2 separate regions of the Mus musculus genome follow, and region 1 is linked to region 2. Evidence: chromatin loops called from intact Hi-C (ENCODE). Cell type or tissue: heart. All regions are shown on one strand. Each heading gives the region's core, and the rest is flanking DNA. Links, peaks and the distances in the headings are about the cores only. Region 1 holds the start of Elovl7 (ELOVL family member 7, elongation of long chain fatty acids (yeast)). Region 2 overlaps Depdc1b (DEP domain containing 1B).

Region 1 (11,187 bases), core at 5,535-8,034, 120 kb after region 2:
CAATCCCTGGTGCCTGTCCTTTCCAACTTGGGCTCATCCAAAGCCCTCCCCTTTGCCGGTGTTTAGATGGCTCCCACAAAGAAGAGTGGCGAGAAGAAAACGGGCCATTCTGCCATCAACGAGGTGGTGACCCGAGAATACACCATCAACATTCACAAGCGCATCCATGGAGTGGGCATCTGGAAGCGTGCTCCTAGGGCACTCAAAGAAATCCAGACATGTGCCATAAAGGAGATGGGGGACTCCAGATGTGCGCACGGACACCATAAAGCTCAATAAAGCTGTCTGGGCCAAGGGAATAAGGAATGTTCTGTATCACATCCGAGTACATTTGTCCAGAAAACACAATGAGAATGAGGATTCACCCAACAAGCTCTACACGCTGGTAACTTACGGGCCTGTTACCACATTCAAAAATCTACAGACGGTCAATGTGGCTGAGAGGTAACCCACTGAATGCCAAATCAAGTTGCAGAACTGCCAAAATAAAAATAAATAAAATAAACTGCACTGTTTCTTGGGAGACGGAGGGTGGGAAACCACATGCAAATTGCCAACATCCAACCACTATTTTTTTTAATCTAGAGGAATGGCAACTATATATGAGCAACATAACTATATGAGACACTAACTCTATTTAATGATAAATGGTTTACCCATCACTCATATTTTTTCTTCCTCTGAAAATAAACATTGACACTCGCACCTTGATTTAAAACACTCTATCTACATAAGGGCGGGAACCCACCCTAAATCCCTGAATAATAAGCACTCAGACTCCAGACTCCTAAGAACATCCGTCAATCCTGCCTTCTTGCGTCAAGTCACACTTGCTAGACAGAGTTACAGGTAGGAGGATGAAGGATGATGTCATGTGCTAACTAGATGTCATGTGCTAACTAGATGGTGGGTAGGCAGCAAGATTTGCATATGTAGTGAACACTGCTGGCGGCTGGTGTGCTTCAGACTTAAATCTCTTTGAGCCACGGGATCCTACTCTCTATTGTCTACCTAAACAAGCACAGAAAAGAGGTAAGAAGCAGGCAGCGAAGCTCCTGGACAGGCGAAGGTCATCCTGGAGGAAGAAGCAGCCCCTCTCTCAGTTCTGTGCTATTACATCATTTAATCCTGAAAACACCACGCAAATCGCAATGGCATCTGAGATAAGAAAGAAGGCGGCAGACTGATGAACATTCTGTGCTACTGAAACTACCCGGAGGCCAGATCATACATTCCTGCCATTACCTGAAAGTCTACACTGGCTTTATTGTTAGGATTGCCCTATTCCCTCACAAAGTGATAGCATCACCCTTCCACCGCAGCTCTATGTCAACCACAGAGTTGGTATACAGGGTGGAGAAAGCTTGACTGCGTAGACCTTGGGTTTGAACCTTTGCTGCGTGTTTTGCTTAGTGTGGCAGCACTATTCTTGCCCCTCACTGTGCACATGCACATGACGACCCTCCCCCAACAGACCTTGAAGTGCAAAGTGCTTCTCTACAGCTGGTACTGATGCCTGAGAAACAACCAGAATCTCTGTGTCCTCATTGTCTACAGAGATTCCTCCTTTAAATGCAGATTTGAGCATCCTCTAAGCACTGAGGTACAAAGGATGCCCATGCTCTCTGTTTTTTGTAATCCACAAATTGACAGGCAAGCAGGGCATATAAACAATGAAGGCAGCTGCCCTTTCCAAATCAGATAGTGAGATGAGACAGAACCTGTATACACACACAACGCCCAAGTGTCAGACACCAGATGGCTGAGTTACAAACACAAGTTTCACAGGTTCCTTACCTGCTTGCAGGAACCCCTTCACCCCCCACTACAGAACAAAAGAAAAAATCTTCAGTAAGTAAAAAGCAAGGCTCTCAGCAAACCTTTCCCCTGCCTCATAGGCAACTTGATCTCATGCAGTTTTATATAGTTATGCAAAAGTATTTTCAGTGGAGGACATTAAGACATCCATATCAACCTCTAGTCTATACACACACACACACAGAGAGAGAGAGAGAGAGAGACAGACAGACAGACAGACAGAGAGACAGAGAGAGAGAGAGACAGAGAGAGAAAGAGAGAGACAGAGGGAGGGAGGGAGGGAGGGAGACAGAGGCACACACAGTCTTTCATACACAGACACACACATAGTCACACATAGAAACTCAGACAGAGAGAGGCACACAGTCACACACAGAGACACACACAGAGGCACACACACAGAGACATGCAGTCTCTCTCACACATACAATGAGAGAGAAGTGTGTGCATGCATGTGTAACACACACACACACACACACACACACACACACACACACACACACACTTTCCAACTCTCAGTTCTTCTCTGCACTTTCTTTCCCTGGATTTCATGTACCAACTGTCCCCCATTTCCCAGTTGCCCAACCTTCTTCTCCGATCTCCAGCGAGCTCCCTAGTCTGTCTCTGTTTTACCTGCCCCACTTGCCTTTGTATGACAGCAGCTCAGTACATTGTCCCACTAACCCACACAGCCTTGGACAGCTTTCAAGCCTGTCCAGCCCACTCTGCCTGACATGCACCTGACAGTCAAATGTTTTCTCAGGCCACAACTTGTAAGCCTTTGTCCGCCATTGGCACTGTGCCTTACATTAAAAGGAAAGAGCCTGGGCTGTGTTATTTATGATTGCTACCTAGTGCTTTTCCAGAGGGGTCGGTTGTTAGCCTGGAAAACTTGTTGAGTCACACGGAAGTCAGTTTCTTTCTCACTAGTATTTTAAGGTAACAGACAAGTTCTCGGGGGATGCTCAGTGGATAAAGCCCTTGTTGCGCAGGGGCGAGGATCTTCGTTTGGATCCCAGAGCCCGTGTAAGAGCTGTGTCCATTCTTCACACCTGCAGCTTCTCCCCTTCTGCTTTAATGCCACATAAGTTCCAGTCCCTCAATTTCTGTCCCTTCTCCTTCCTAAGTCCTTTCCCTCCCCTACTAATGACCTTTTTGGTGCCCATAAACAGGCATAGATGTATGTACCTCTGTGGTTGCTGATTTGGAATCCTCGGGCACACGCCCAGGTACAACTGGATCTTATGATAGTTTCTATTTTAGATTTTTAAGACTACCCTACACTGACATCCATAGTAAGTATACCAGTTTTTACATTTCCCCCAACTAGGGCAGGCATAATACATCCTTACAGGCATTTGTGGTTCTCTGTAGAAACATTTCATTTGAATAATATGTAAGAACTGTATGTAACAGTCAGCTTACTGCTATCATTTATATAAAAATGGTACTTTTTTTTTCTAAGCCCAGTGTGTTACGATGTGCTTTTAATTGATGTGTATCAGTTATGAAGCACAGTAGGAATTTTCACTGTTGTAGAAGGCCAAAAAAAAAAAAAAAGTTTTCTTGAAAAGGGTCTCATGTAGTCCAGACTGAACCCAAACTCACTATATAGCTAAAGATGATCTTGCACTTTTGATCCACCTGCCTCCACCTCCCAAAATTTGGGGGTACAGGTATGTGTCACCATAGCTCAACTTAGACATCCTATCTTTTATCTGCCAAATTGGTAGAGGTTATCAACTTTCCCATAAGTTCTGAGTGTTCAAGGCTGAAGACATGTGAGAAATATTCCTCTCATAGATCTGCTGATAGTATAATCCATAATATATGATATGAATCATTAAAGTCCAGATTGTTTCTACCATATCTACGGTGGCTTGAAATAGCATCCTTCCCTACCTTAAAATTGATGCTTGCACAAGAGGTACATCATAGAGAATAAACAATCTACTGAGGAAAAACCCTACCTCTTGGCCGGTCAATATCTTGTCCTCTTATCTCATCATCTCAAATCTTTCCATGTGCAGCCAACTCTTTGCTGGCCTCGTCTCCCCAGCTTAGTTCAGACACACAGGCTTGGTGAAAGGAGTGTTGCTTATCCTGACTGCACCCTCCTTCCATGTCATATGTAATGACAGAATAAGACATTAAATATAGCCACTGCCTCACCTGTTCACTAATGTTTTATGCACTTTTATGTATGTACTGTATTTCCAATTTTTTTTAAAAAAAGATTATTTTGAGATAACTTACTGTTGTTTCCTATTTTGTTTTGAGATTCACACTTCCTATAAAATTTGGCTCCTGTATCACACCAGGAGATGCAATGATGAATCAGGACGACTGGGTACCTCAGCGTGGCAATACACTCAGCAGAGGTTTTTCTCTGCTCCCATTTGCATTGTCTGCCAGTTCCCCCACGCCTACCAGTGCAAACTTATGAAAGGCTGGCTTCTACTACCATCAAGGCTACTACTGCCCTGAGCTACCTTAGCTCACGGTGCACTTTGGTCTACAAATATCTATTAAGTGACTACTACAAAGAATGCCTGATAGTGTAACATTTTAAGTTGCCCAGGACCTGGAAGAAAGCAAACACTTACTAAAGAAGATAATCAAAATGTGTATTGACTGAGGATGGGGCTCAGTTTGGTTCGATGCTTATCTAGCAGGCATAAAGCCTCCGGTTTCCCTCTCCAGCACTGAATAATACTGGAAATGGTGGCACATGCTTATAATCCCAGCAATTCAGAGGTTAGAGGCAGGAGGATCTGAAGTTTAAGGTCATCCGAGGCTACACAGAGAGTTCGAAGCCAGCCTGGAATACACGAGACCTTGTCTCAAAATAAATAAGAGGGAAAAGAAAGGTGGGTATGATGAGTGATAGTATGTGTTCGCTTTGGGAAAGAGGAAGTGTGGTGAAGAGCGATGGGAGGGGTGCAGGCTGAGACTGACAAAGGCAGGAGAGATCTGGAGAGAGCTGGATAAATCCATAATTGGGGTTAGGGAGTGGTAGCAGGAGGCGGGATGGCTGAGATTTTGCATCTTGGTGACTAGGTTAATGGTGGCGGAAACCATCTTCTACGGGAGCGTTGGGAAGGCCTGGGGCACAGAAACGGAGTATTATAACGTCTCCTCAAAGATATTAGACTCAACTGAATACACAGGGCCCCTGGATTGTAATTGAAGTTAAGTAGACTTGAAAAATGAGGTTTTAGGAAGTCAACCTGTCAATCTAATTTTTTATCTTTTAAAGATATCTATCTTATAAAGGGCTGGGCACGTGTGGTTCACACCCCGTAGCAGGGAGACAAGAAGAGGGATCAAGAGACTGATATCAGCTTTAGCTGCTACAGTAAAAAACAAACAAGGAGGAAAAGGGGCCAGAGATTAAGTGTCCCGGGCCTGATGCTTGAACCTGCATAGTGCTTAGTAGCAGTAAGAACCAAGAACTCTGGGTTCATCAGACTAGCAGAGTGGCCAAGAGCTCCTGGCTGGCTGGAAGCCAAGCCCCAAACTGAAAACAATATCTACTTGAAGACTGACAGGGTTAAGCTCTCAGTGTCAGGCACACAGCACTGGATAAGCATCTGCTATGGGGTAAAGGGAAAGGGATTTTTTTTAAACCTAGTCCTCGATGACCTTGGGGAGAACAATTTCCCCCGAACAAAAACTGCAAATTGTAAACCACAAGCGCAAAGTACGGCGGCGGCGGCAGTCACTAAAGAGGATGAGTTTTATACAAGAAACGCAAAACAGGAGTGAGTGGAAGAAAAGATGACTTGGGAGCTCGGAGCTGAGAGAAAACGCTCATGGGCAGCTTCAGGGACAGGAGGGAGTTCAGTAGGCAATCGCCGGGTCTCTGAAACTATTGTTCAGTGGGAGTGGGACTTTTGTGCCTTGCTGCCAGCCGGACCGCTCCCACCCCGAGTTCCAGTTAGTCCCCAAAGGCGCTCCTCTGAATCCGGTAAGTTTGAATCAGCGAGGGCTGATAAGAAAGAAAGGCCCACTTCACACCACAAGACACCTAGGCGATAAATGACAGGAGTTGCCACTCCGTCTCCAGAACGACCTGTTCCACAGCCGTGGACTCATCCTCCCTCCCTGGCCCGCAGCAGTCACCGGGACGGGATGCTGTTCCCGGAGCCAAAGAGACAGCGCCCTGAGTTCCCTCGGGCAGGCGGGACGCACCCAGAAGCAGGAAGAAGGGATAGCTGGTTTGTGAAGAGGAGTCTGGGAAGCCAGGACCCGGAGCCGAGAAAGTGACCTCCGCGGTCCAAGGTCGAGCAAGACCTTCCCTCCTTGAGTCTCAACCGCAGCAGCTCAGCACCCCATGCCCCGGAGGGCCCCGATCTTCCCTAGGGGTACAGGGCTCCAGGGCTCCGGGAGGCACAGGTGAGCGCGGCGCGCCCGACCAGCGAGCAGCACCGCCAGGAGGGAGGCCCTGCCCGGCCCCACGCCGCTTCCTTTCCCGTGCGACCCCCAGGGGCTCGACCCCTTCGGCTCGCGCGTCCTTCCCCCGCAGCCCTCCGCGCCACCCCCGAAAGCCTCGCCCAGTCTGCTGGGGCCCGCAGCCCCGCACTCACCGCGCCGAGGGGCGAGCAGCGCGCGCGGGAGCCGAGGGCGGCGGCGGGCAGTGCGAGCGCAGCTCTCACAGCGGCCCCTGCTGCCGGGGCTGCGGACCAGGCTGCGAGGGGCGGAGGCGGTAGGGTGGCACCTGCCGGCTCTCCCAGCCCCGCGCGTCACCCGGGACCGCCCCCCGGCCCGCCTGCCCGTCGCCGCCAGGTGACGCCGAGGGGTGGGGTGTCATGCCAGCCTCTCCCGCTGCCGCCCTCGCCGCGGGTAGAGCCTGGCCCCGAGCAACCCAGGGTGCAGTAGGGGGCCGGTTCCCGTCCGCTCTACTGGTGCCCTTTCTTTCTGAGAGTGAATACCAACATCTGGATTCATCCGCATGCTTAACCAAAATACTATGGGAATTGTCGTCCTGCTTGACTCTAATGGATTACAGGACCGGTCGAGGGAGGGCGCGGCTGGAGGGAAGAAGGGATGAAGGAGAAATAGGTCTCTAAAATGGAGACCAGACCAGTAAAGATGCCCAAGCCAGATTTTGGCAGCTCGATCCCTTTTAATTATTAAGAATGAATTGTTGAAAAATAGGAGGCGCGGGGAGGCTTTTAGTGCAATGAAGAACAGACTGTATGCAACTTTTTTTTATGGTGATCAGAACAAGGAACAGAGTCTAGCAAACTCCCGTCTCCTTCACTGATTGATGGATTGGAATTGCTGAACTGGATGAATGTAGGCCTGTGCTTGTGCACTGGACTTTTTTTTTTTTTTAATGAGCTAGTCCTGTGTTTAGTTATGATCATAATAAACACTGTAACGATTTCTAAATCAAGCACAGGAAGGCAAAATGTAAGTCTAGAGGTATCTGCTTCTATAGCAAAACCTAAAACTAGAATTGATCTTTCAACTAGAACATCCCCTATCCTCCATCCCCCTCCTACACTCCCGAGAGTTTGCCTTCCCTGTGCGGACTGCCTCACCACATGGGCTCTGCTTGCTCTAGAGTTCCTAGCCTAGAATCAGGGTAAGAAGTCTCTTGACAAGTAGAGACCTTGCATAGGGAAAGCAAAAACAAGCAAGCAAGACAGCCTTCCATGACCCAACCCTAGAACATTGAAAATAAGGTTTCAGTGTCTACCTAAAACTCTGGGCACTCCCACTGAATAGTCAAGGAGACAGCAACTCCCAAAGGACAGAAGTTCAAATGCAAATTAAGACGCTGAAGATATCTTCTACTGGAGATGTAACTTGGTGGTAGAGGGCTTGCCCGGCTTGTGCAAGTTCCTGAGCTCAGTGCTTTACATCAATCAAAAAACAAACTAATGAATCCTTGTTTATGCTCTTCTTTCATGTTACAAATAAGTTGTTTGGTAGATTTGGAAACGCCTTAAAAATTAGAGACAATTGTCACATGCCTGTCACTGTTTCTGTCTGTATAAAATTTCAAACATGCAAGAGCCTAATTAGATTCATTTAATTAGATTTAAGACCTATTTAATGCTGTTACCCCCACCCCACCCCACCCCACCCCAGGATCTAAAGATCCAGCAGACAACCAAAACAAACTAAAAATGTTCTGTCTTTTCAGGGAGGGAACTTTCAGTCTAACCAGAGCTTACAATAAAGTTAATACATAACCAGGTCAGGAAAAAAAAAATGTGTTCAGGTCCTGACAAGCACCACGGGAAGGGGAAGGGCATGGGGATTTTTGAGGGGGGATGGGAGGGGGAAGCTTCATTGTTGAAGGCCTCTGTGAAAGGAGCCTTTTGCATCTCGTGTTTTTGAGATTCACTATGCAGCAGAGGCTGGGAATAAAACTTCTGATAGTAACCCAGGCTATCCTCAAACATATATCCCTCCTGTCCCCTTCTCCCCAGTGCTGAAATGGCAGGCTAAGAGGAAGTCTGTGTGTATCGGGTAAGAAGCACTCTAGGCAACAGGAACAGTAGCTAAGCTGAAGGCATGGGCACAGAGACAGCAAGGAGGCCACATTTCCCAGAGGACCTAGGAGGTTGTGGGAGCTGAACTGGAACAGGGAGGGCAACATCGAAGTCTCAAAGGAGCAGTTCTGAAGAGTGGCACCTTCTGGTCGCTCAGTTTTCTTTTCTTTTCTTTTTCTTTTTTTCTCTTTCCTTCCTTTTTTCTTTTTTCTTTTTTTTTTTTCTTCCTCCTTTTCTTTCTGCTTTTCTCTTTTTGGGGGCAAGGTCTGGCTATGAAATCTAGGCTGCCCTCAAACTTTCAAATCTTCCTGCCTCAGCCTCCTAAGTGCTGGGATGATAGGCCTTTGTTCCAGCCTGGCATTTTAAAGTAAGTGTTCTAACAATGTTACTGAGAGTGGTATAGAGGATGGGGAGGAATGGCCGAGACATAGCAAGGAGACAGTTAAGAGGCTCTTACACAGTCCAGATAAGATAAAGCAGAGGCAAGGAGGAGCTGGTTGAAGTGAAAAGGCCAGGCTTTAAAATACATTCTGGCATTCAGAGGCAGAGGCTGGTGGGTTCAAGGCCAGCCTGGTTTACAGAGGGAGTTCCAGGTCAGCCACACCCTGTCTCATCTCCCAACCTCCAATACATCTTGACGACAAGGGCCAACCCGATTCCCAAAGGTCTGAGGTGAGCGATAAGAAAGGGTGTGTTCCAAAAAAAAAAAAAAATGAAAGCATTTTCCATAAGCAACTGCAAAGAACATGTTGCTTGTATAAAGAGGAAGACAGAGGGAAAAAAAAATAGGGCAAAGGGCAGAACACATTCGAGGACTGATTTAAATGGAGGAGGCTATTAGGTATCCAAGTGGGTGTATCAGACATCAGACATGCAGTTGGTTATCTCAGTCTTCAGACTGAGAGAGGGGCTTGCCTGGGAATGTAAATTTAGGACTTATCAGCCTCTTGATATTTTTAAAGATGGGTAAGAGCATCGAGAAAGGAGAAAGGAGATGAGGAGTCTGCAGACAGCCTCCTGGGGCACCACAGTGGTGAGTGGTTATGGAATGGGGATGGAGAGCCAGCCTAGAGGAAAATCTGAGCATCCATGATTCCTGAAAGGTAGCTCTGTTAGGAATGCCATAGTAACAGTGTACAGCAAATCACTCCCTAGCAAAAATAATTAGTAGATTTGCCTTTGTCTTCATGGCCACCAATCTGTAGGTAGATTTAGTAGGCAAGCTGGCCTTACCTCAACTGATGACCTCTGGAACCAAGAAGGAAGGCGCAGCAACTGGCTTGAGACCTCACAGCACACCACTCGAGTCCAAATGGCATTCCCAAGCTTATGAGCACACTGAAGGTCCCTGGCACATCAAGCTGGCTAACATTCCATTGCCTTGAAGCCATCAGAGAGCCAGATCCAACATCAATGACCTATAAAAATATTAAGCCAACTCTAGAAGGTGATGAAAAAGAACGCTTGCTAAAGAATGACACAGATTCTTATCACCGTAGGAGAAGAACAACATGTTACAACATGGCGCTAGCGAATGCCGAGCACTAGAAGGGACTGCGGATTTAGCAATATGGAAGTCATCCACCAAATGTGACAAAAATGGCTTTAGTTAAATGGATGGGGCGAAACTCTGGCCAGAGTGGGTTTCAAGAGTAGACGGGAAGAGAGCAATCACAGAGGAGAGTTTTAGACTGTTTGTAATCCAGTTTGTTGTGCAGTCAGGAAAGGATCCAAGGAGAACAGAGTGAAGCACAAGCATTGTCAGGTATGCAGACGCTCTGTGGTACATACATATTAAAAGGAAGGAAGGAAGGAAGGAAGGAAGGAAGGAAGGGAGGGAGGGAGGGAGGGAGGGAGGGAGGGAGGGAGGGAGGGAGGGAGGGAGGAAGGAAGGAAGGAAGGAAGGAAGGAAGGAAGGAAGGAAGGAAGGAAGGAAGGAAGAGAGAGGGAGGGAGAGAGAGAGGAAGAAGGAGGAGGAGGAAGAGGAGGAGGAGGAGGAGGAAGGCAGGCAACAGCTGGAGCTCTAGCCTACTTTTATTCTTTTTATTCCAAAAAAGGAATTCAGAAACAACAGTGGGCCCTTCCTGTGGTTTTTGTTGCATATCCCTCATACATACTTTGATTTTCATGTAAATGTAAAATAAACAACTACATTGTAAGTACCTAGTACCAGACCACATATATTATCCCAAAACTTTGTTTTTTAGTCAACTTTTACTTTTTAGATTTATTTTTAGCATGCGTGCACACGAGTGTGTGTGTGTGTGTGTGTGTGTGTGTGTGTGTGTGTGTGTGTGTATACTGTGGATGTATGACCCTAGTGTGGAGGTCAGAGGGCATCTAGCAGGAGTCAGGTCTCTCTATCCAGCAGCAAGCATCTTTACCCACGGAGTCATCTCACCAGTCTCAACCAATCCTTGTCAATGACTTATTAGTGTAGATGCATGTAATTTTTTTATTCATTTAATTACTACAGTATTGAACAACCAAGCCTTTGTACATTTGACTGATGATGAACAAAATTAAGTTATAACAAAATACCATAGGCTAGATAGATTAGATAAGTGGCATTTTCTTAGAGTTATATGGTCAAGTCCAAGGTCGGGTCCTGGAAGGGGCCTATTCAGCTTGCAGATGGCAATCTTCTTGATCTTGCTCATGGATTTCCTTTCTTCTTGGGGGGTGTGTTTAGAAAAGGGTCAGGGGCACCCTCATTCTGATGTCTCACCTACAACTACCCCCTAAAGCTAATCATTTTAGGCCAATGACTCCCAAAAGTTTTCCTCTGAACTCCACAAGACTGTGAACTGCACAAGCATGTGTGCACACACCCCACAAATAAATACATTTAAAAACTGAA
Region 2 (11,187 bases), core at 3,381-5,880:
TACTATGACTTTGTAGTATAACCTCAGATCAGATATGGCAATACCTCCAGCATTCATTTTGACCCTGATTGGCCCTGGCTACCCAAGCTCTTTAATTTGCACATGAACCCTTAAGGTCGTTTTTTCTCTTTCTTTGAAGAGTGGCACAGAAACTTTAATTCGGGTTGCACTGCATCTTTAAGTGCTTTGGGCACTATGGTCATTTTCACAGCATTGGCTCTACCAACTGATGGGCATGGGCAGTCTCCCATCTAGTGCCTTCTTGAGCATTGAGAAAATTTTCCCTTTGCAATGAAGAGAAGTGAATGCAAGGACTCACAGCTACTAAAGAGAAGAATCAATAGTTGAATTTTTCAGTCCTCAACAGGACGTGCGTCCTCTCCAGTCTCAGGCTCAGGCAACACAGAGGGAGAGGGAGCAGGGAGAATGCAGGAACCATAAGACAAGAAGGGCTGTAAGATGTTACCAGGGCCACTGCAGTCATGGTGGCACAGCATCTACAGCTGCCACTCTGGAGCCTGCACCAGACTGGGCCTGGCTACAGCCGACTGGAGGCCAGGGGGGACCTTGGGGGGCCCTACCACTCCCTGCGAGCTTTCGGTTATGGATGGATACTGGAAGAAGAGTAGTGACAGCCTCACTTTGTAACTGCCAGCCAGCCACGTGAGCACCAATGGACAGCTTCACACCCATGGCCACATAGAGGGTTCTATACTTGGAGGGTCACAAAACAAAACAGAGAGACATGAATATAAGAAATGGGCTCGAAGGAAGGAGGGGGGCTTGGGAAGAAGATAAGAGAGGTGTATTAGAGAAATAATAAAACACATAGATGCAACTGTCAAAGAACAAAGGGAAAGTAATAATTTCTTTTAAAGATGTTGTATATCAGCAGAAGTGGAGAAAGACAGTTCGGAGCAGCGCACAGGAGCATGAAAACTTGGGTCTAATCTGCAGCACCAGCAAAAACAGCAAAGCAAAAGAAGTGGGGGAAAGAACAAAGGATCTCGCCAACCTGTGATTCTGTTTGGGAAATCGAATACCTGGGAAAGCAAGAACCTGCCCAACTCATCACTGGGGTAGGGAAAGGATGGACGATGGTGGCCCAGGGGGTCTTCATCGGGTTCCTTCTTCCTGCCACGTAAAGGATTAAGTCAGGGAAAGCCTTGAACACAACAGATAGCAATGGAGGAATCGCAGACACTGCCAACAGGAGCAGACAGACTGAGGGAGCACTTGAAGAAACTTCTTTGTTGGGGGTGGGGAAACACACGCAACAGAAACACAGAGAATATGACCCTCTGTGAAGCAGAGAAGGGGCTCAAAAAACCAAAAAAATCCAGACTCTTCCCAAGTGAGGGCTAGGGTTTTTTAAGTCTCGGAAAAGGTTTCCTCCCCTGACTTTGGGTTAGTCCTTGTACTGGCTGGTTTTGTGAGTCAACAAAGGCTTGAGTTATCACAGAAAAAGGAGCTTCAGTTGAGGAAATGCCTCCATGAGATCCAGCTGTGGGACATTTTCTCAATTAGTGATCAAAGGGAGAGGGCCCATTGTGAGTGGTGCCATCCCTGGGCTGGTAGTCTTGGGTTCTATAAGAAAGCAAGCTGAGCAAGCCAGGGGAAGCAACCCAGTAAGCAATATCCCTCCACGGCCTCTGCATCAGCTCCTGCTTCCTGACCTGCTTGAGTTCCAGTCCTGACTTCCTTTGGTGATCAACAGCAGTATGGAAAGTGTAAGTTGAATAAATCCTTTCCTCTCCAACTTGCTTCTTGGTCATGATGTTTTGTCCAAGAAGAGAAACCCTAATACAAATTGGTACCAGGAGTGGGGTATTCCTGTGACAACCTGGCCATGTTTTGAGGAGGACTGTGGAAGGACTTTGGAACTTTGGGCTAGAAGATCCATTTGGTGTTGAGAGATCTGTGGGATGTTGTGTAGGAGCTTAGAAGATAATGTTAAAAACAGTACAGAAGATGGAGGCCTGGCTTGTGAAATTTCAGAAGGAAGATTAAAGACTCTTATCAGGGCTGATGCTATTTTGATTGTGAAGATTCTGTGGTTCTGGTTAGCTGGGGCTGAAGAATCAGCTGTGATTAACAAGATACCAGAACTACTAAAGTGAAACCTTTGCATTACTGGGACTATTGATGCTGGTTAGCTGGAACTAGGAAATTAGCAGTGATTAAGAAGAGACCAGCATCGTTGAGGTGACATCTTCTGGGAAGTGTTTTCTGAGAGCACAAATAGGCTGTGTTCCACAGATAGCCAAGGTTGTACCTTGTGCTGCAGCAGGACTTGGTAATGTGTAAGGGTCACCCAGGTGGTACTGGTTTTGAAGGCATGAAGGGGTCCTGAAGAGCAACTGAGGCTCAGCACTGTGAGAGGCCATGGGAGACCATTGGCAAAGGTGCAGCCTCAGTTGCAATTGATGGCCCAGGACTGAAGGTGTCATGCAAAGGAGTTGAGGCTTGGCACCATGAAGAGAACCTGTGAGAGGCTATTGGTGAAGCCTAGTTACAGCAGAAGACGGCAGTGTTTTGGAGATGCCAGTACCATGAGATGACCACCAAGAACAGCAGCAGCAGTGGAGCTGAAGCCTAGAAGACAAGCTGTGTGCTACAAAGGGCAGAGCTGGAGAAGTGGCCCAAGCTCTTTGAGGAGCCTAGACGATCATAGGTGGATCCCAGACATTGGACAGTTGGGAGTCTGATTTTGCTTTTTATTGTGACTGTGCCCTGATATTTTTCCCTCTTGAAGAAAGAAAGTATTTTAGTGGAGCCCACACTTAAAAGACTTTTAATTGTAAAATGACCTTGGATTTTAAAAGAGATTGGATATTTTAAAGGGACTGAAATTTCAATATGTAAAGAATTTGCAAAGACTGTGGGACTTTTAAAGTTATTTAGATCTTGGGGATAAATAAGAAAGTAAGGGTTGAGGCTTAATAGTGATGTGTTTGTGTGTCAAGTTGACAAGGGGTCAATTGTACTGGCTGGTTTTGTGTGTCAACTTGACACAGCTGGAGTTATCACAGAGAAAGGAGCTTCAGTTGAGGAGATGCCTCCATGAGATCCAGCTGTGGGGCATTTTCTCAATTAGTGATCAAAGGGAGAGGGCCCATTGTGAGTGGTGCCATCCCTGGGCTGGTAGTCTTGGGTTCTATAAGAAAGCAAGCTGAGCAAGCCAGGGGAAGCAACCCAGTAAGCAAAATCCCTCCATGGCCTCTGCATCAGCTCCTGCTTCCTGATCTGCTTGAGTTCCAGTCCTGACTTCCTTTGGTGATCAACAGTGTGGGAAGTAAGCTAAATAAACCCTTCCCTCCCCAACTTGCTTCTTGGTCATGACATTTGTGCAGGAATACAAACCCTGACTAAGACAGTCCTTTTATGAAAGAAGGGATTGACTGGCCCACGGTGGTTATGCAGCATGTCCTGGCCAGCATTGAACTTGTTGAGCCAGTCCTCTACCTGGTAAGAGACAAAAGCCTGTAAGGCCTTTGTGTAAAGCTGACAGGTTTTTGTCTCAAGCAAAGAGATGAGGAAGAAGCCTGCCATCTTTGTTATCTAGCCATGGCCCGCTCCTGTTGGCCTGTCTGCCCACCAGGGAATCTGTCTAACTCCTAGACCCTCCATGGTACAGCTGCATGGGAGTCACTTGTGAGATCTCGAGCACAATAGAGTAACTTCGGGTAACAAAATCAAGTGCGTATTTCTACAGAGGTAGAAGGGAGTTAATGTCTCCAACAAGAAAATAAATGAGCCATGTCTGAGGTGATACAAGTGCCAGTGGATGGGATACAGTCATAAACATGGAGTATTATCCCTGCACTGAAACGCCTCACTATACCCAACAAATAAGCAATTAGTGGGTCAACTTAAGATAAAAATACACCTAAAGCAAAAAACATCAACAGACACAAAATAATCTGATGAAGTTACGTGTTCTCTCTTTTAAATCAGTGCTGTCAGAAGTAAAAGCAGGCCATACGTTGCAATAAAGAAACCTCTAGCAAAAGATTATCAGGTGTGAGTTTGTACCAATTTCTTCAAGAAAAAAAAAAAGACAGAAAAGAAAAGAAAAGAAAAGAAATAAAAAGAAGAGAAAAGAAAAGAAAAGAAAAGAAAAGAAAAGAAAAGAAAAGAAAAGAAAAAGCACACTTTCTACTTTCTACATTCTGCCCACAAATTCAACTGAGCAGGTAGATCCTGGATACCTACCCTCCATTCACTTAAGGTGAAGCTAGGTTTCTGAGCCCACAGATCCACACCCTGCGTTGGTCTTAGTGCCTACGACATTTAAACCTAGTACCTGAAAAACTGATCTCTATGGACTTGGTGAAAAGAGCAGAGAAAGATAAAATAAAATCACATATATATATACTTTGTGTTTTCCTAGTTTAAAAAAAAAAATTAAAGATGTCCACTAGAGGGAGTAAATGGTCCATGCACTTGGAGGTGTGGTAACTAGAACAAGTCCCTTCAAGACTCCCAAGATAATGATGCAAGAAAGAATGTTTCAGAGGGTGACAGACAAAATGACTAAGAGGTCACACAGCTTCAAACGTATGTTCAAGTTTCTGGCATCAGAGATTCAAATAAGACTTTTCAAATCTCTGTTTATTATCGTAGGCTTACAGAAAAGTTGATGTGAGGGTGTACTATAATTGCATCCGTTTTTACACATAATCACACTGTAACCACGCCATCCAGGAACAGCAGTTTCTTTACTCCTCTAAACACCCTTTCTTTTTCTCACTGTACAGTAGAACACCCTTCCCCAACCTGACAGTGTTCTATTTTATACATGAATTGTACTTGTTTATCCAATCCTGGGATATTTAGGCTGTATCAGTTACTGGCAATTATTAGTAGAGCCACCGCCAACACTCATACATTTACCATTCGCACACTACAATTTCATTGTTCTAGGGGACATATCCGCTAGGAACAGGGATGACTGAGACCATCTATATTATATATTATATATTTATTAACTCCAAAGTGACTGCCAACCTGGGATTCCTGCCCAGATCAGAGGAGGTCTCCACCTCTGCACTTCAGTGGCACTTGACGCTGCTGATGCATTTAATACCCGCTGTAATAGTTGGCAGCACCCGCTGTGGCTTTACTGTGCACCTCCGTAAGGTTTACTATGTTAAACGTCTTTACGACGGCTCATCTGCTTTCTACGCATTTTGAAGCAGCTGCTCAAACCCCTTGCTCGTTCTTTGAATTGTTGCTCCGCTACTGCTGAGTTCGAAAGCTCTTCCTATGTCCTTGGTCCCAGTCCACCGTCACACGTGTGGCTTGCCGACACCTCTGCCTGTTATTTGTCCCCTTTGTTAGTTTTTTTTTGCCTTGTTTTATTTTGCATGTGTGACCGTGGTTTTGGTGTGCTGTGCATGTGTGCACCTGAAGCAGAGAGGGCTTCAGATCCCTGGGTCTGGAGCTGTCATGTGGGTACTAGGAAGGAGCCTGAGTCCTCTGCAACAACAATGCTCCCAGCTGCTGAGCCAACTCTCCAGACTCCTTGCCTAACTTCAAGACGTAACCCTATGGTCTTACACTTAAATGGATCATGATCTACTTTGAATTAATTTTTCTAGAGTTTGGGAGGTTTAAGTTGAAAGTCGTTGTGAGTTATTTTTGCATCTACACACTTGGATATCCAAACGTTGGGAAATCATCTGCAGTGTCTTCAGCTCAGCCTCCCGTCGTGCACACAGTTTAGCAGGTTCAACACCCGGCAGTGCCGGGACTGTTTGTTCTCAAGACCCTTTTCTACCCACTGTATGTGTATACAGCTGGTTCCGACCCCATTGCGCCCGCTGTTCCGCGTGTCTGTGCCCTCTCTGATTTAATTTCACCTTCATCGGACCGGAAGTGGTTTAGGGTTCAGAATTTTCTTGATCACAGAATATTTAAAGCACCCCATATGAAAAAAGAAAGAAGAGGGGAAAAAAAAAAAAGAAAGGATCTGAAAAATAAAACACATTTTCATTTTTGAGCCAGGGTCTTGATCTGCTGACCCACATGTGAACTCCAAGAGACTGGAAGCATGCATAATGCCTGGACAGGTTCAAGCCAGACGGAGCCTAACATTGAGAAGGGGAGTGGACAGGGGTCCTCACCTCTAATCAAGATGCTATGTACACTTGATACTCATTAGCAAAAGAAAAGTGGGTTTTCTCCAGTGAAGTCTCACTAGGTGCATTAACCCCAGTTCAGGACAGCGCCATACACAGGATACTTGGCCAACAAAAAACAACAACTCAGCGGTTGGTGTAGCCTTGTCTCATTCTGCTTGGTCGGGGCACCTTTCTGTCTTATTGATCTTTTACTTACTCATTTTGATTTCTGTTGCAGGAGATAGGGTTTTGTTTTGTTTTGTTTTGTTTGTTTTGTTTTGTGGTTTTGTGGGGTTTTTTTTGGAGGGGGGTCGGGTTTTTATTTTTTTTTTATTTTTTTGAAAAAGAACATAAAGTTGCATGGGTAGGGAGGTGGGGAGGACCTGGGGGAGGGGAAACATGAAAAAGTAGTATATACAAATATTTTCAATTAAAAATATAAAGTCTTAAGGATGGTTTAAAATCATAAATAAATACATAAATAAATAAATGCAAACAAGCTTGGAGTCCCTCTGGCTACCCACTAGTAATGGGAGGTCAAGGGTCACCAGACTGCAGAGCAATCACACCAAAGAGCTACAACCAGACAAACCCTTCCCCCACTAAAAGTACAAAATGACGGCTCCATTCCTCACCGAGTTATAAAATTATACAATGCATGCATGTAATCTCTCTCTTCAAGACATACAGGCAGGTGGCAGACATACAGTTCAGAGGTAGTGCAAGACCCTCGGTTTGATCCATTAGTGCATAAACAAAAAACAAAACAAAAGATAACAGTGGAGTCTTTGCATCTGTGTAACTCTGATTGCACAGACCTGGGAGACTGGTTTGCTGTGTTTAGGTGAGCAAAGTTTAGATTGACTGTTGCCCACACCTCCTTCATTTGAGAAGACTTTCTTAACGGAGGCATATATTAGTCACTAAGCATCACATGAACTAGGTGGCTACAGGTGCGCTGGCCACACCAAACATTCCCATGAGTCCCTGTGTTTATTCACCACTAATCTCTCTGTTAAGCTACGTCAACCTCATCTTGTGGAAGCTGAGATAGCCTGGCACAGCACAAGAACACAGACTTCAGCGACAGTCCTTGACTCAAATGATGACTTCTCCCTTTCTAACGCATGACTCTGAACATGTTTGTAAGCCTCGCTTGATTCATTTCCCAACCTTCACATTTAGGAAAGCTCGGGGTGGTGATGCACACCCATAATCTCTGCACTCGGAGGCTGGGCCAGGACTGTCACAAGTTCAAGCCATCCTGGACTAGAGAGTAGGACTCTCTCTCTCTCCAAAAAGAGAGAAAATAAGTCACATAATTAGAAACGTACTATCGACACATCTTCAGGACTCGAGTTAAATGACAAATTACATATTGAGTTTGCAACACAGGAGATGCTCTGGAATGTTAGTTTCTTTCTTTCCAACAAGAGCTCCTCTTCTTGTCCTTCCCAGCACTTTCTACACTACTTAAAAAGCACTCCCTACCAGAAATCTGAGTCTTTTGAAGTATTCCCTCAATTCCACCACGGCTGACTCTCCATCCATTTTGAATCTACCCTGCTTTGGCTTACTCTCTCCTCTTCAGCTTCCATGAGAACCTGGCTTTAGCACGTCTCACCTGAGGAAAGGTGCTGGATCCAGACACACCAGTCAGAACATCAAAGGCGGCCCTCCCTAGAGCACTAGTGTGGACTGCTATCTCGCTCCAGCACCAGGCACAGAAGCCTGCGCATGCGCAACAGCTGGCTCTACCCTAATCGGCTTGCTCTCAACGCAAGTCACGGGCACCTTCACCAATGATTTACAGGTTTAAATACACTCCATCCAAGACGAATCTAGCTAATGGGAAAAAGTCAGTGGCTAATTTACAGAATTCCCATGCAGGGGGAAAAAAGGGACAGTGAGTTTTTAGGATACTAAATAACAAAATGCTGGCCTATTCATTACTCACAAACATTGGTACCAAAACTAAGACACAAGGGAGAACCCAGAATCGACCCTCCAGGTCCATGAGTTCTGTCTTCATATTCACCCAAACATGGGTCAAAAGTATGTGAAGAAAAGACTTCCAGCCAGGGCAAGGGCTCCTATCCCCAGTTCTTCAGAACACTAAAGCAGCTGGGTCAGTGAACAACAAAGCAAGGCTCCCATCTCAAAGATTAAAGTCCAAAGAGCAAAACTTGGATTTGTCAAGTACCAAATAGGATGCTGAGCCCAGGAGTGGAAAGTTACTGCTGGAGGCCACCACCACCCCACACGACCTCAGTCTCTCCTCGGTATATTTGCCTCGCATCCTGTTCACCTCGCATCCTGTTCAGAATCTTGTTGGCAATACAGTGGTTACATCTGGATAGAATATATGTACCTCTGGTCATTAAGTCACAGCAACACACCACAACTACTTATATAGTGTTTACATTAAGTATTATCAGTAATCTAGAGAGAATTTAAAGTGTAGGGGATGTGTGTAGGTTATATGCAAAGCTATAGTTTACATAAGGAATTTTAGCATATGCAGATTTTTGGATATATATATATGGGGAGTTCCTGAACCCAATACTTGGTGGACCCTGAAGGACCACTACATGTCGTAAGGAACCATCATCTGTCTTGTGAATTCTTCCATCGAAGGGATGCGTGATTAAGTCTTAACATTGCAGTGAAATGTTCTAGTGATCAGCGCTCAGTGGGCAGCTCAGTAGTCAGGAATACACACCTACGGTGCTCCTAGGATTCCAGAGCCTCGGGGGCACTCGATGGGAGATGGCCTAGTTAATGTCACAACAGAAAACCTAGATGTCACTCGGTCAGAGAAGCCTTTCAGAAAGGTCCTAGCTAAATCGTGATGGGTACGAGCAAGGAAGCTCCCACGAGGGTAGTCACTTAAGAACCCCCAATGCAGCCTGGCCTGTGGAGCCAGGATTAGACTCCCCACTAAGCAACCAGGCCTCAGAATAAGCTGAGACTCTCTAAGACCCTAATTAAAAGTTAGATCAGCAAATAACTGCCAAATGGAGACGACCGACTGCTCAGACGACAATCCTGACATGTGGGCACAGGAGGCTCCAGGAGGAGGTCTGGTGGGAAATGCACAACAGCATCATCTGTATCGCTACGTGCTTAGGACCACCTCAGCCTGCTCCACTCTGCACAGAAGCTAGTCTGAGGGAAACAAAGAAAGAGCTCAGGTATAAGACGGCAGCATCTCTTAGCTCAAGGCCACACGTCCCAGGCCAACAGCTCATTGAATGTGCTAGAGTCAGGACCCTCATCTTCTGTTAGGGACGGGAAAGCAAGCGGGAAGTCTGTGCTCGACTCCTGCCACTAGCCTGTCTCGAGGGCTTGGCACCGACAGGCTTCTACAGACAGCAGAACAGCTCCTCACTCATTTGTGTGACCTCATTCTTTTTTAGTCTTCTTACGTCACCTGGATTTCAGGTGAGTCTCCTTGGCCTCCAGCAATCAAACACACTAACCTTCAGTGAGATGGCACTATAAGGAGAGACAGCTCCATTATCCCTCGGATTACTTAGTGGTAAACGTCCATATTATGAAACACTGTCAGCGAATCCGATGGAGGAGGGCAGGCTTGCAGTGGCAGTCTCCTCCGTTAGAGACATTCAGGACGTCTAACACAATCCCACCCACGGTCCCTGAGCTGTTTCAAGATCAGACAATCTGCCTGAATAGTCCAATCCTTTAGTGCTCAGCAAAGCTAAACCCAGAGGTTTTGTTGCACCCCTTCAGGTTCTCTAGAAGCACTAAGTTACTACAGACCCAATACTCTAGAAGTACTAAGTTACTACCCCCACCCTGCCAGGCAGGCAGAAGGCATGGAAATTTTCCCTACTGGAAAATCATTGCAACAAAAGCCTGCTCGATGGAGCCCTGACAGAGCAGGGCAAATGGTGACTGGTTTTACTTTAACAGCCCATTCAGCTGAGCACTTAGCACATTACAACCAGAAGCACTGCTTCAGTGGACACAGCAAATTCTTTCACTTCGGGAAGTTTCCAGATGCTGGCCCGATGCACTCACTTGCCCCGTGTTCCTTCTTCAGAGTTTACACCCTGCCATTACCTGTAGAGGTGACGGTTGTCTTCAAAATCCTCCTGGCCCCACTTCCCCTTGATGTCCTCAATAACATGATTCTTCAGGAATTTTCCCAGCAGCTGGACTGTTTGTTTGCGAGTTACCTCGGGCCCAAAGTTTTGACTGTTCCGCAGAAGCTCGTGCAGCCAGTCCACAGCCTCCGATGCAGTGAAGCAATGCTCGTAACTCTTGAACCGGCAACGATGTCTCCGTAAAGGCATCCTGGCCCGGAAAAGCTCCACTGTTTCATTCCACTAGGCAAAGGACACAAGAGCTTCTATTTAGTCATCAACTAGTATTTTATAAAGGTTAATTAATCATCCCAAATATTTAAGCCAAGGAATACCAGTTTTCCATTTAAACTGCTTGAAGAGTAGGGACTATTTCGCTTATACAAGACCCGAAGTTAGATGATAAATAGATTGATCCATAAATGGATATGATAATAGGTAGGTAAGTGGGTAAATAGGTAGATGGATAAAATCAAAATTTTTAAATTAAAACACACTGGAATAACTGATGGAGACGTGGTATTTTATTTGCAGTCTTCAAACTCTTAAAGCCCTAAAGAATGAGCAGTTATGAAGTCATGATTGCAAAACACGGTGACTGCAAGTAATGCAACAGCTGTAACTACATACTGAGAAACAGTTGCAATAGTCCACCTTAGGGTTGCTTTGTTACCACTGAAGCAAGAGCAGAACCTAGTCACAGAAGAGAAACAAGCAAAAGGCAACTTCTCAAGGGTTGGTCATCCTGTATTTGTTCAAGCAACAATTACTGAAGACACCTCTAGAAAGTTCTGCTACTGCTGGAGTTCACTTGCATGAAACCAATGGGAGTAAGCACTGGGTAGACCCATGCTTATAGCTGGGCACAGTCCTGCACACTCCAGCTATAACCCCAACACTCAGGAAGCTGAGGCAGGAGGATTTTGTGTTCAAGGCCAGTCCAGACCCAGCTT

The links. Hi-C counts contacts between places; a loop is a spot of excess contacts. Peaks named below come from ENCODE experiments on the same cell type or tissue, not always from the same donor. Only the 100,000 strongest peaks of a DNase experiment are listed, where the experiment ranks them.
Region 1: it touches region 2 in a loop (4-fold over the local background); 8 of 42 quality-filtered maps call a loop at or near these places.

What each region holds. Positions count from the first base shown.
Region 1 is chr13:108,209,721-108,220,907 of GRCm38, reverse strand. Elovl7 (ELOVL family member 7, elongation of long chain fatty acids (yeast)) reads right to left here and starts at 6,504. Exons shown (of 8, transcript NM_029001.5): 1 at 6,408-6,504. It also overlaps the pseudogene Gm32376. In heart, for the core only: a CTCF peak has its summit at 6,495; a DNase peak (open chromatin) is centred at 6,587; H3K4me3 peaks cover 1,488 bases; H3K27ac peaks cover 747 bases; H3K27me3 peaks cover 2,098 bases.
Region 2 is chr13:108,323,196-108,334,382 of GRCm38, reverse strand. It overlaps Depdc1b (DEP domain containing 1B), which reads right to left. Exons shown (of 11, transcript NM_178683.4): 2 at 10,212-10,477. Among named protein-coding and RNA genes, the nearest start is that of Depdc1b, 12 kb to the right of the region's middle. In heart, for the core only: a CTCF peak has its summit at 4,429 (motif pointing right); no DNase peak of the experiment used is centred there.